Linked DNA regions of Homo sapiens: regions 2 and 3 are each linked to region 1. A link is a contact called in ENCODE Hi-C or POLR2A ChIA-PET data. All regions are on one chromosome and are shown on one strand. The core of a region is the stretch at or near the end of the contact, and the rest is flanking DNA. Distances in the headings are between cores, read along the strand shown.

Region 1 (3,129 bases), core at 299-2,798:
AACTATGGTACATTTATGAAGCCCATTTTAAATTACTTCTCCCATCTCTGCTTCATCTGCTTCACTAATTCATGTATTAAAACTGTTGAAACTCCATTTAACTATTTGACTAACTTCTCTGTAAGATGGAAACTTTTTAAAGGGTGTTAAAGTAGAATAGCAAATTTTCAGCATAATAAGAGCAAATTTATTACTAGGCTCAAGGAAAACATCCTATCAGCGATTCATTCATACGAAACTATCAGGTTCAATTCATATGAAGTCAGAAGAGAGAAAAAGAATTTTGGAAATTAAATCACATTTCAAAGACCATTTCTAAAAAGATGTAATTATTCCAAGTTATTTATTTATTAACAATTATTTTACACATGTCGTTTTAAAAGTTTCACAAACCCAAATTTAAGATAGTCCAAATTGCAACAAACAAGACATGACTTTGATGGAAAATGCTGCTTGCAAATTCGTTTTACCTGGAAATTTCTTTTTTAAAGGTATGGTTGACAACACACTGGTGGTATTTTGCTTTTAAAGGGTCAAGAGAAAGGAATAACAAAACCAACCCAGGCATTCTTTTTCTGTTTAGGATCAAAAGGACATTTTAAGGATAAGTAAAAGACAAAAGTACCTGACCCAAAGACAATATCCCCCTCCAAGAGAACAAAGTAAGTTGCAATTTTAAAAACCAAGTTTGAAATACGAGAAATCACTTCGAGGGCTTTCCAAAGGCGTGTGATAAAAACTAATAGGCTCCACCCGCAGAACAACTTTCACAAGTGAGTGAAGGATGATCACAGAGTTATCAGCTGTGTGCGTGTTTGTGAGTACACACAAGCCATGGAAAACCCGAGACTACCACTGTTAACAAAGGTTACGAGACCAAAAAAAAAAAGTGGAGGCAAAGTATTACGCGTCCCTAACAAGGCTTCCCCACAACTCCTGAAACAAGAGCTCTGGCCCTTCGGCTTTAAAAATCAGAACCACAAACTATGGAGTGTGAGAGCAGCGAGGGGAAGGGACGCAGGCAGCCCCCGCCCCCGTCAGCCTGGGCGGCAGCGCAGTGCAACCGAGCCCCGTCCCTTCCCGGCTCTCCGGCCCCGAACCCGCACGCCCGGGCCGGCGCACCCACAGCCCCCGAACTCACCACACCCCAGCCCCCACCCGCAGCGGCCATGTGACACGGCCCATCGCCCCGGCCGCGGACGCACGCAAACACTTCCCTAGCTGGAGGCCCGCGGGCGCCCAGGCTTTACCTGCAAGGTGGCGCCAGGTCCCGCCCCGTCAGATCCGGGGGGTCCGGGACCTTTTGTTCCTTCCTCTTCCGATGGGATGGAGGGGGCTGGGAGGGGAAGAGGGGAATGGGCGATTGGAGGCGGAACTGAAAACACTCCCGGCCGCCGTCTTCCCGCCCCGCCCCCAGGCCCGGGCCCGGCCGGCGGCCCGGGCGCGCGGGAGGGTAGGGGAAGAGAGGGGAGGGGAGGGGAGGAGAGGGAAGGGGAGGGGAGGGAGCCTGGCCGCCGCCCGCGGGGAAGGAGGGGGTGAGGACGCGCGCGCCCGCGCTGCCCCTCCTCCCCTCAGGCGCGCGCCCGCAGCCCTACCGGCCGCCCGCACGGCCGCGCCCTCCCCCGCCAGCCCACCTCCGCTTCCGCCCTCCGCCCTCGGCCGCCGGCCGCCGCGGCGCCACGCACCCACCTCCCGGCGGCTGGCGGGCTGCTGGCTGGCGAGCTGCTTCTCCGCCGCCGCGGCCGCGCGGGTAGACCCGCCTGCCACCCTGGGCCGCGGGCCCCGCCGATTCGCCGGCGCAGCCCCGGGGCTGGCACCCTGCCGCCCGCTGATTGGCGCCTCCAGCCGCCCGTTAGGGCGCGAGGCACGCCGGCCGAAAGCCGCGCGGGGCGGGTATGGAAGACGGAGGGAGCGGAGGAGGAAAGGAACGAGGCCGAGCACCGCGGGAAGGGCCGGGGGGCGAGCGGGGCGCGGGGAGTCGCCGGCCACCGCCTCCCCACCTCCCTTTGCCTACGGCCCGCCCCGCCTCCCGGCCGGACCGGCGGCGCCCGCAGCCAATCAGCACGAGGGAAGCTCGGGGTGTGAGCCGCGCATCGGGGGCCTCGAATCGGAAGGGAGACGTCGCTCGCTGATTGGTCCCGCCTCCCCAGTCTAGCGTGAGGCGAGGCGGGGCGCGGCCGGGCGGGGCGGGACGCCCGCGGTTTCGCTTGAGTTGGGCGCCGGCGCGCTCCCACCGGGGCTCACGGGCGGAGAGGGAGAGGCCCGCGCCTTGCCGCGCATTAAGACGATTCCCGGTGACCGCCCGATCCCTCGCCAGCGTCGTGGGTGGGGCCTGTAGGGGCCTGCCGCCTCGTCCACCGTCCGTCGTGAGGCCGGCAGCGGACACGTGCTCATCCCACGGGGAGGCCCCGCGCAGCGCGGAGGACGCGCCTGAGAGAGAAAAGGGGTTCGGGAGAAGCCCGAGGACCCGGCCCGTGACTGGGCGCGCCCTATGCAAATGAGCGGGCGGGGCCCTCGTGTTGCTGAACGAGGGCGGGTTCGCGATGTAAATAAGCCCAGAGGTGGGGTCTTTGGAGAGCACTTAGGGCCCGGGTAGGGGATGCCAGGTATAAGTGTTTAACCTAAATTTTGGTTCCGTCTTCAGTAAAAATGATATCAATAATCCATGTCCCGAAGGGTCTTTGTGAAGTCTAAAAGAAACATCTGTCACGATGTCCCTTAATGGCTGGGATATCTTCCCTTCCCCTTTTCTCCACTGTTGCGACGATTAGGCCCCAACTTGCACATCTGCCCTACAGGAGGCAGCAAGGCCCTAAACTTACGGCTGCCCAGAACATAACTGCACCCAGGGAAAACCTTGTTGCGGTTACCCTTAGGAACACCCAAGCCTCTGCTGACAAAATATTGAGCCCAACTAATCACATCAGGTGTTTACTATGCACCCACTGTGACACAGGCAGGGAGTACCGTAGAACTAAAGTTGAAAAGAAACTTAGGTTTCACACAGGTGCCAGAGACAAGACTAGAACACAGTTTTTTTTTGGCTGCCTGTCCAGTAATTCATTCTCATGTGTGGCTTAGTTTATAGATTTAATTGGGGACTTCAAATAAGCGGGAAAGAAGCACTAG
Region 2 (3,129 bases), core at 184-2,683, 3.3 Mb before region 1:
AGAACAGTTTCTGGTCTTTAAAAAAATCTATCGTCCAGTTGAGACCAGGACATAGGACAACAGTGAGGAATGCAGGAGCAATGTTATTTCAAAGCCAAAATAAATCTATTCATTGGAACCCACCAAAGGAAAAAAAAAAGGAGGACTTCAAGGTTTCCCTTTTCATTACATATCTTTAAGACCTAATACTTAAACTCCTTCAAAGCAATTTACTAGGTATTTAAGATATATTTGAATGACAATGAGCTCCAAGGAAATTTAGCACTCATTTACATAATCAAGTAATCTTTTTGTGTTACTCGAAGGAACACAACTTAGAAGGAGTTCCAAGGTGTATGGAGTCACGGAGTGTTAACACTCACCAAGACTGCAGAACTTGCCATTTAGACATTGCAAACAGACAATTTATAAGCTACTTCTAGCCCTCAGGCATTTTTTTTTTGGCTCAAACACTGTTTGTTTTATTTTGTACATCTCATCAACAATTAAAAATAAAGAGATTTTACATAAAAATATCTATTTCTAAGTTCTCTGAAACAATCAGAAGGGTTCCCCGTTGTGGACCAGCATTCCAGAGTATCTGCCATCAGCTAAACCGACTCACAGGTGCCCCCTAGAAGAAAGCACCAAAGGCCTGGCTGCTTTAAGTATTCTGCTTTTTGTAGGCCCACAGCCGGGCAAATCTGCACATTTTACAGGCGAGGAACATCCTGGAAACCAGAGTGACAAGAGACTTGCTCAAAACTGATGGCTTACTAGAGGCCAAAATGGCCCCAACTTAATCTCTCAAACCAGATCTCCTGATTTATTGAACTAGGTCATTCTACAATGTGGTTCACCAAAAAAAAAAAGAAAAATAATTCTATCCCAGGTCTGTTGCTTATCTTTGAGTGACCTTTGGTAAGTCTGCCCAATTTTCCTCATCAACAAAGTTTTAGCATTGCCATGTGCCCTAATGACTTCATAGTGTTGCAGTTATAATAGAATATTATTTTCAAAAATACTCTCTAGAAAAAAAGGAAAACATAGTAATTTGTAGAAAAGCGAAGTTCGCCAGAAGCCCTACCTAATTTTAGGTTCTAGACCTAGTTCCTCCACCAGCTGGTTGTATGACCTTTCACATGTTTCTTAAACTCTGGTTTTCCAATTCAAATATTTTATTTTCCACGATCTTTGCAAGATTAATCTCATTCGTCACCTTGTAAAATGTTTTTCTTGAACTAAAATCTTTATGACTTGGGCCAAACCCAATGTGAATTAAACTAATAGAGAATAAAAATGGACTATTGGGTCAGGTCTACTTTATGCCCTGTCAGAAGCACACTGAGATATTGATAATGCATAGCCATTTGAAACCTCAGTGCCTCCCAGCTTGGCACAAAGAGCAGAGATACAGAGCGGAGCTCAGAGAGGAAAAGTAGAGATATAAATGACTGGAGAAGTGCTTCCAGGGAGCTGAGTCAGCCGAAACAGAGCCTCCTGCTGAGCTCAATGGATCTTTTCTCAGTTGCTTGTAGTGTTGGCTGGAGGCTGCTTGGCAATGCCTGCTGGGAAGACAATTTTTAGTCCATCGATTCATTGAAGCTGGGCAGTCTGCCCCAGCACTTAGGCACTCAGACAAAAATGCCCTTAATCACTGGCAAACCCAGAGATGTAGCAGGAGCCAGTGGCTCCATCAGCACCTCAGGTCTGACCAAAAGAGAAGGGTGGTCTAGAAAGCTCAAGGCGTCAGTCTCAGAATTCATAGGATCTATGGCTTGACTTTTAAAGCCAAAACTCTAAATAATCCCTGATCTTGAGGACAGAAACATTGTAACTCAAGAGCACTGCACTCTTTCTTTTGCCCTCAGTGAAACCAAGAGCAGCTAAGAAGCAGGTTTTTCGGGCTTTACTCACACTGTCCCCTCTGCCAATCTTCCTGATCAACTTAACCCAGGGTGTGCCTCCTCCGGGAAGTTTTCCCTGACCTCCCTCTTTATGTTAGAATCAGCTCCCTGCCCTGACCTTCTTCAGAACCTCCTTTGTTCACCACTATTATATCACCATCACGGCATACTTGTCTGTTTTTTTTTTCTCCATCTCCTCAATAAGATTGATCTCTTCAGACTGAAGACCCTTGTTAACTATTCATCTCTAGCATCTAACATAGTGCTTGGCATATGAAACACCCTTGAATTCTTAAATGTTTATGGAGGAAAAGAGGGAGGGAAGGAAGGGAAAAGGAAGGAAAGAAACTTAGGAGGGTAGGCTGAAGGGACTACTGTGATGAAAGTGAAAGCTGAGGGAGTAAAATGGGACACCTAAGTGGGCTATCAAGGTCCCCAAAAACTGTGCTAACAGCAGACGCAGGTGTCTGAATAGTCAATACAGTTAAAGGAAAAAAATAATCCTGGAACTGAGAAACGAAAGGAGGATCAGGTGAGATCACTAATGTATAAGTAATTTGAAAATTTGAAGTGTCCATAAATACAAAGGATTATTACAATTTCCATGTATTATTGTATTATCACAATCACTATGAAGGAATTAGGACCACTTTCTCTCATCAATTCATGGTTTCTTTCCCTGTCCCAAACCTGAGATTGTATGACTCAAATAGGAAAACATTGAAAAGGATTATCTGTTCCCTGTTTATGAACATGTCTTTATCTTGTAAGTAAAATATCTTCATGAACTGAAAATTCCTGCAACACAGAAATTATATCACATTTAAAAAATAATGATGATGATGCGTTAGACAGACCATTGATGGTCCTCAAAACATTCACTCATGTTGGACTCTTAGGAGAACTTCTGACAGGCCAATCAGCTAGGGCAACCCCAATTTAGATGATCAAACTAAAAATCATTGAGATTAAGTGACTTGATCAAGATTGAGCTTGGTAAGCATCTCAAAGGATCTAAGAACAAAGTAAACGTCCAAAAATATTTACAGAAATGGAGTACCAAAAAGGATCTAAAAGATAAACAAGTCCAACTTCCTACATAGCACAGGAAACCCTTCCGACAAACGGGCACACCTAACAACTAACAAGTCATCTAAACATTCTTTATTTTCCAGAAACAAAACATTTTTCCATTATCCATTCATCTTAGAGGCAGTTTACTTATTGTAAAAAGAGGATAATA
Region 3 (3,129 bases), core at 472-2,971, 3.2 Mb after region 1:
AGGGTGAGAGATGGGCCACTCCTGGAGCTACTGCTTCATCTTCTCATGAAGGTGAATGAAGCTGCCACTGCAGGTAGGGGCTCAGTAAGGACAGAGCTCCAGCCCAGGACCTCCACACCTTGCACAATGCGATTTTATCGTTGTTATGGACTGAATTGTCTCCCCGCAAAATTCCTATATTGAAATCCTAACCCCCAATACCTCAGCATGTAACCGTATTTGGAAATCAGACCTTTATTTATTTATTTATTTATTTTGAGACACAGTCTTACTGTGTCGCCCAGGCTAGCATGCAGTGGTGTGCTCTTGGCTCACTGCAACCTTCGCCTCCCATGTTCAATTGATTCTCCTGCCTCAGCCTCCCCAGTAGCTGGGATTATAGGTGCCTGCCACCATGGCTGGCTAATTTTTATATTTTTAGTAGAGACGGGTTTTTGCCATGTTGGCCAGGCTGGTCCCAAACCCCTGACCTCAGTTGATCAACCCATCTCTGCCTCCCAAAGTGCTGGTATTGCCTGGCCTGGAAATCAGACCTTTAAAGAGGTAATTAAGGTTAAGTGAGGTCATAAAGGTCTGGCCCCCCTCCTATGGTGGCACAGTGTCCTTACAATAAGAGGAGGAGGAGATGCCACGTATGCACGGTCACAGAGCAAAGCCCATGTGAAGGCACTGCAGAAGGTGAGCACTGCTGATGGCAGGCACTGGAGAAGGCAGGCACTGGAGAAGGCAGGCACTGCAGAAGGCGGGCACTGGAGAAGGTGGGCACTGCAGAAGGCAGGCACTGCAGAAGCTGGGCACTGCAGAAGGTGGGCACCATGTGAAGGCACTGCAGAAGGCGGCCAGCTGCGAGCTGAGGAGAGGAGCAGCAAGAGAAACCAGCCCTGCAACACCTCCATTTTGGACTTCCAGCCTCTAGAACTGTGAGAAAATGAATGTCTGTTGTTGACACTGCCCAGTGTGGTATTTTATTACGGCGGTCCTAGCACACAAGTACACTTGGGGTGGGGTCAGACACTCAGTTGACAGGAAGGTGATGGTGAAAGTTTCCGTCCTCCCTGGAAACACCCCACCCACATGGTCCTGAGGTGTCTGGCTTTCAGAAAGTGACTCTCCCCAGTGCTTCATTTGCTCCGTTTGTTTCTAAATGTGTCTGGGTCTGTTTCCAGCCTTATTTTGTCTTCCTTTACCAACCACCTCCTTCCAAATAAGAAGATTCTCGCAGGTCCAGTCTCAGAGGGCAGAAAACCCAGATCTCTGGAGTTTCTGTCCCGAGAGGACCTGGCACCTGACTTCCTGACTCAACTGCTGGAGGGACGCGGAGGACTGTTGATTGGACTTGCTCCTTCGTCGTGTCCCCACACCGCGGGTGGCAGGACTAGAGCCTTGCCGCATTATGGGCTTCTTTATTGGCTGGCATAAATTTGGCCACTTCTGGCTGTATACCTCTTGCACAGCTGTGCTTCTTGTTTTGCTCCTGTGGTCAGTGTGGTTTCTGAGATGTCTGAGGAACAACCTGAGGAAAGCTGTGGCCCTCCTGACCATGACAGCCCAGACCTAATCACTGGGACCCCCCAATCCACTGGCAAGGAACAGTCAGTGAGCGCTTGAAGTGTCATACACTCCCCTGCCCCCAAGGCAGTGGAGCAGGTGAGGAGTCACTTTGTCACTCCCAGGGCGATGGCCTCACCTGTCTCCCGTGGCCTCCGGGGCTGTGTGGGCGTGTGTGGGTGTGTGTGTGCGCGCGTGTGTGTGTTGCTGGTAGTGAACATGCCCTCTGGTGGCCCCCGCAGACAGGCTTGCTGTTTCTTCCCTAGATGTTAGCCTCGCCTCTTATTTTTTATTTTTTTTTTTTTTACCTCTTCCGCGTCTGCTTAACCTCAGCTCCCAGTAAACACGCTAGGGACAACAGGCTTCCCTAGGGCCCCCTATCTTTGCTAGTCCTAAGCCCTGAAAGACCTCGCTTTAATTCTTCCAGCATGAGCCTTTGTTGTAGATAATTCTAGCTATCTGATTCAAACATGAGAGTAATGGTTTTTACATCGGAGTCAGGTACAAACCTCTGTTACACAAAGGAAACCAGAAATCGTATGATTCCCTAGGGATGACTGAAATTATTTTGTTTATCATATTACTTAAATAAGTACGAACATAATTTTTTATTTTTATTTTTTGAGAAGGTGTCTTGCTTTGTCGCCCAGGCTGGAGTGCAGTGGCGCGATCTCGGCTCACCGCAAACTGCGCCTCCTGGGTTCACGCCATTCTCCTGCCTCAGCCTCCCCAGTAGCTGGGATTACAGGCATGCACCCCAATGCCTGGCTAATTGTTTATATTTTTAGTAGAGACGGTGTTTCACCGTATTAGCCAGGATGGTCTCGATTTCCTGACCTCGTGATCCGCCCGCCTTGGCCTCCCAAAGTGCTGGGATTACAGGTGTGAGCCACCGCACCCAGCCATAAAATTATTTAACTTCTATATATTTTAATGGCTCTTAAGTAATTCTAAAACCAAAATCAGTGTACAAAGAAAACACCAAAAGTTCCTGAAAAACCACCCGAACTTGTTAGCACATTAATGTGACTTGCTATGTTGTTTTTCTGAACTCAAACACCATGAATGCTGCACTCAGTGATACCCAGGCTGTGTGGTCTGATGATGGGGCTCTTCCAAATCTTGCCTCTATTGGAAAAATTGCAACATTTCACTATACAGAACACTATTGTGGCGTTTACAAATGAAATCCTCTGCTCCGTCCTATAAAATTACTACTATTTGGCTCTGAGATCTCTAGACATACTTAGTTGTGAGAGTTGTGAGATGATCATCTGATGTCAGATGTGTTTACATTAATTTTTAAGACTTTAATTCAAATGAAAACTAAAAGTCTTGTAGAGAGGACCTACTGAATGTGTCTGGTATGAGTCTCAGGGTGTTTGGAAACTCCAGATCTAAAATTCTTGGATTTGAGACCCTGGTATTTCACTTAAGAAGCTCTTTACCTGCCTCTCCCTAGGCCTGGGTTTGACTCCAGCCACTCCCAATGCCCTGTGGGGCTGAGGTCCCCCAGACAGGCGCTGGGGACCTGGCTTGTTTTTGTTTTGCTTCTCCTGGGCAAGGCAGGTGCACACTACA

Evidence for each region. Hi-C counts contacts between places; a loop is a spot of excess contacts on that map. ChIA-PET counts read pairs that join two places held with the same protein, here RNA polymerase II (POLR2A). Pooled maps may share reads with other maps.
Region 2: POLR2A ChIA-PET joins it to region 1 with 14 read pairs in activated CD4-positive, alpha-beta T cell. The contact joins the enhancer-like site here to the promoter of SMAD2 in region 1. POLR2A ChIA-PET finds 5 or more read pairs at or near these places in 2 of 52 experiments (H1 and activated CD4-positive, alpha-beta T cell).
Region 3: a map with no recorded cell type shows a loop between it and region 1 (17-fold over the local background). The contact joins the enhancer-like site here to the promoter of SMAD2 in region 1. A Hi-C loop is called at or near these places in 1 of 37 single-sample maps with no recorded cell type and 6 of 50 pooled maps. POLR2A ChIA-PET finds 5 or more read pairs at or near these places in 1 of 52 experiments (CD4-positive, alpha-beta T cell).

The regions. Positions count from the first base shown.
Region 1 is chr18:47,929,111-47,932,239 of GRCh38, forward strand. It overlaps SMAD2 (SMAD family member 2), which reads right to left and starts at 1,549. Exons shown (of 11, transcript NM_005901.6): 1 at 1,251-1,549. LOC124904297 (a long non-coding RNA gene) reads right to left here. Exons shown (of 2, transcript XR_007066360.1): 2 at 3,078-3,129. RefSeq lists silencers at 978-1,507, 1,538-2,467.
Region 2 is chr18:44,598,083-44,601,211 of GRCh38, forward strand. No RefSeq gene overlaps it. Among named protein-coding and RNA genes, the nearest start is that of LINC01601, 68 kb to the left of the region's middle. Within about 2 kb of position 1,434, at least 5 of the 41 ENCODE cell types and tissues checked have a DNase peak (open chromatin) inside an H3K27ac peak, as active enhancers do.
Region 3 is chr18:51,150,615-51,153,743 of GRCh38, forward strand. No RefSeq gene overlaps it. Among named protein-coding and RNA genes, the nearest start is that of MEX3C, 46 kb to the right of the region's middle. RefSeq lists enhancers at 1,188-1,347, 1,358-1,407. Within about 2 kb of position 1,722, at least 6 of the 41 ENCODE cell types and tissues checked have a DNase peak (open chromatin) inside an H3K27ac peak, as active enhancers do.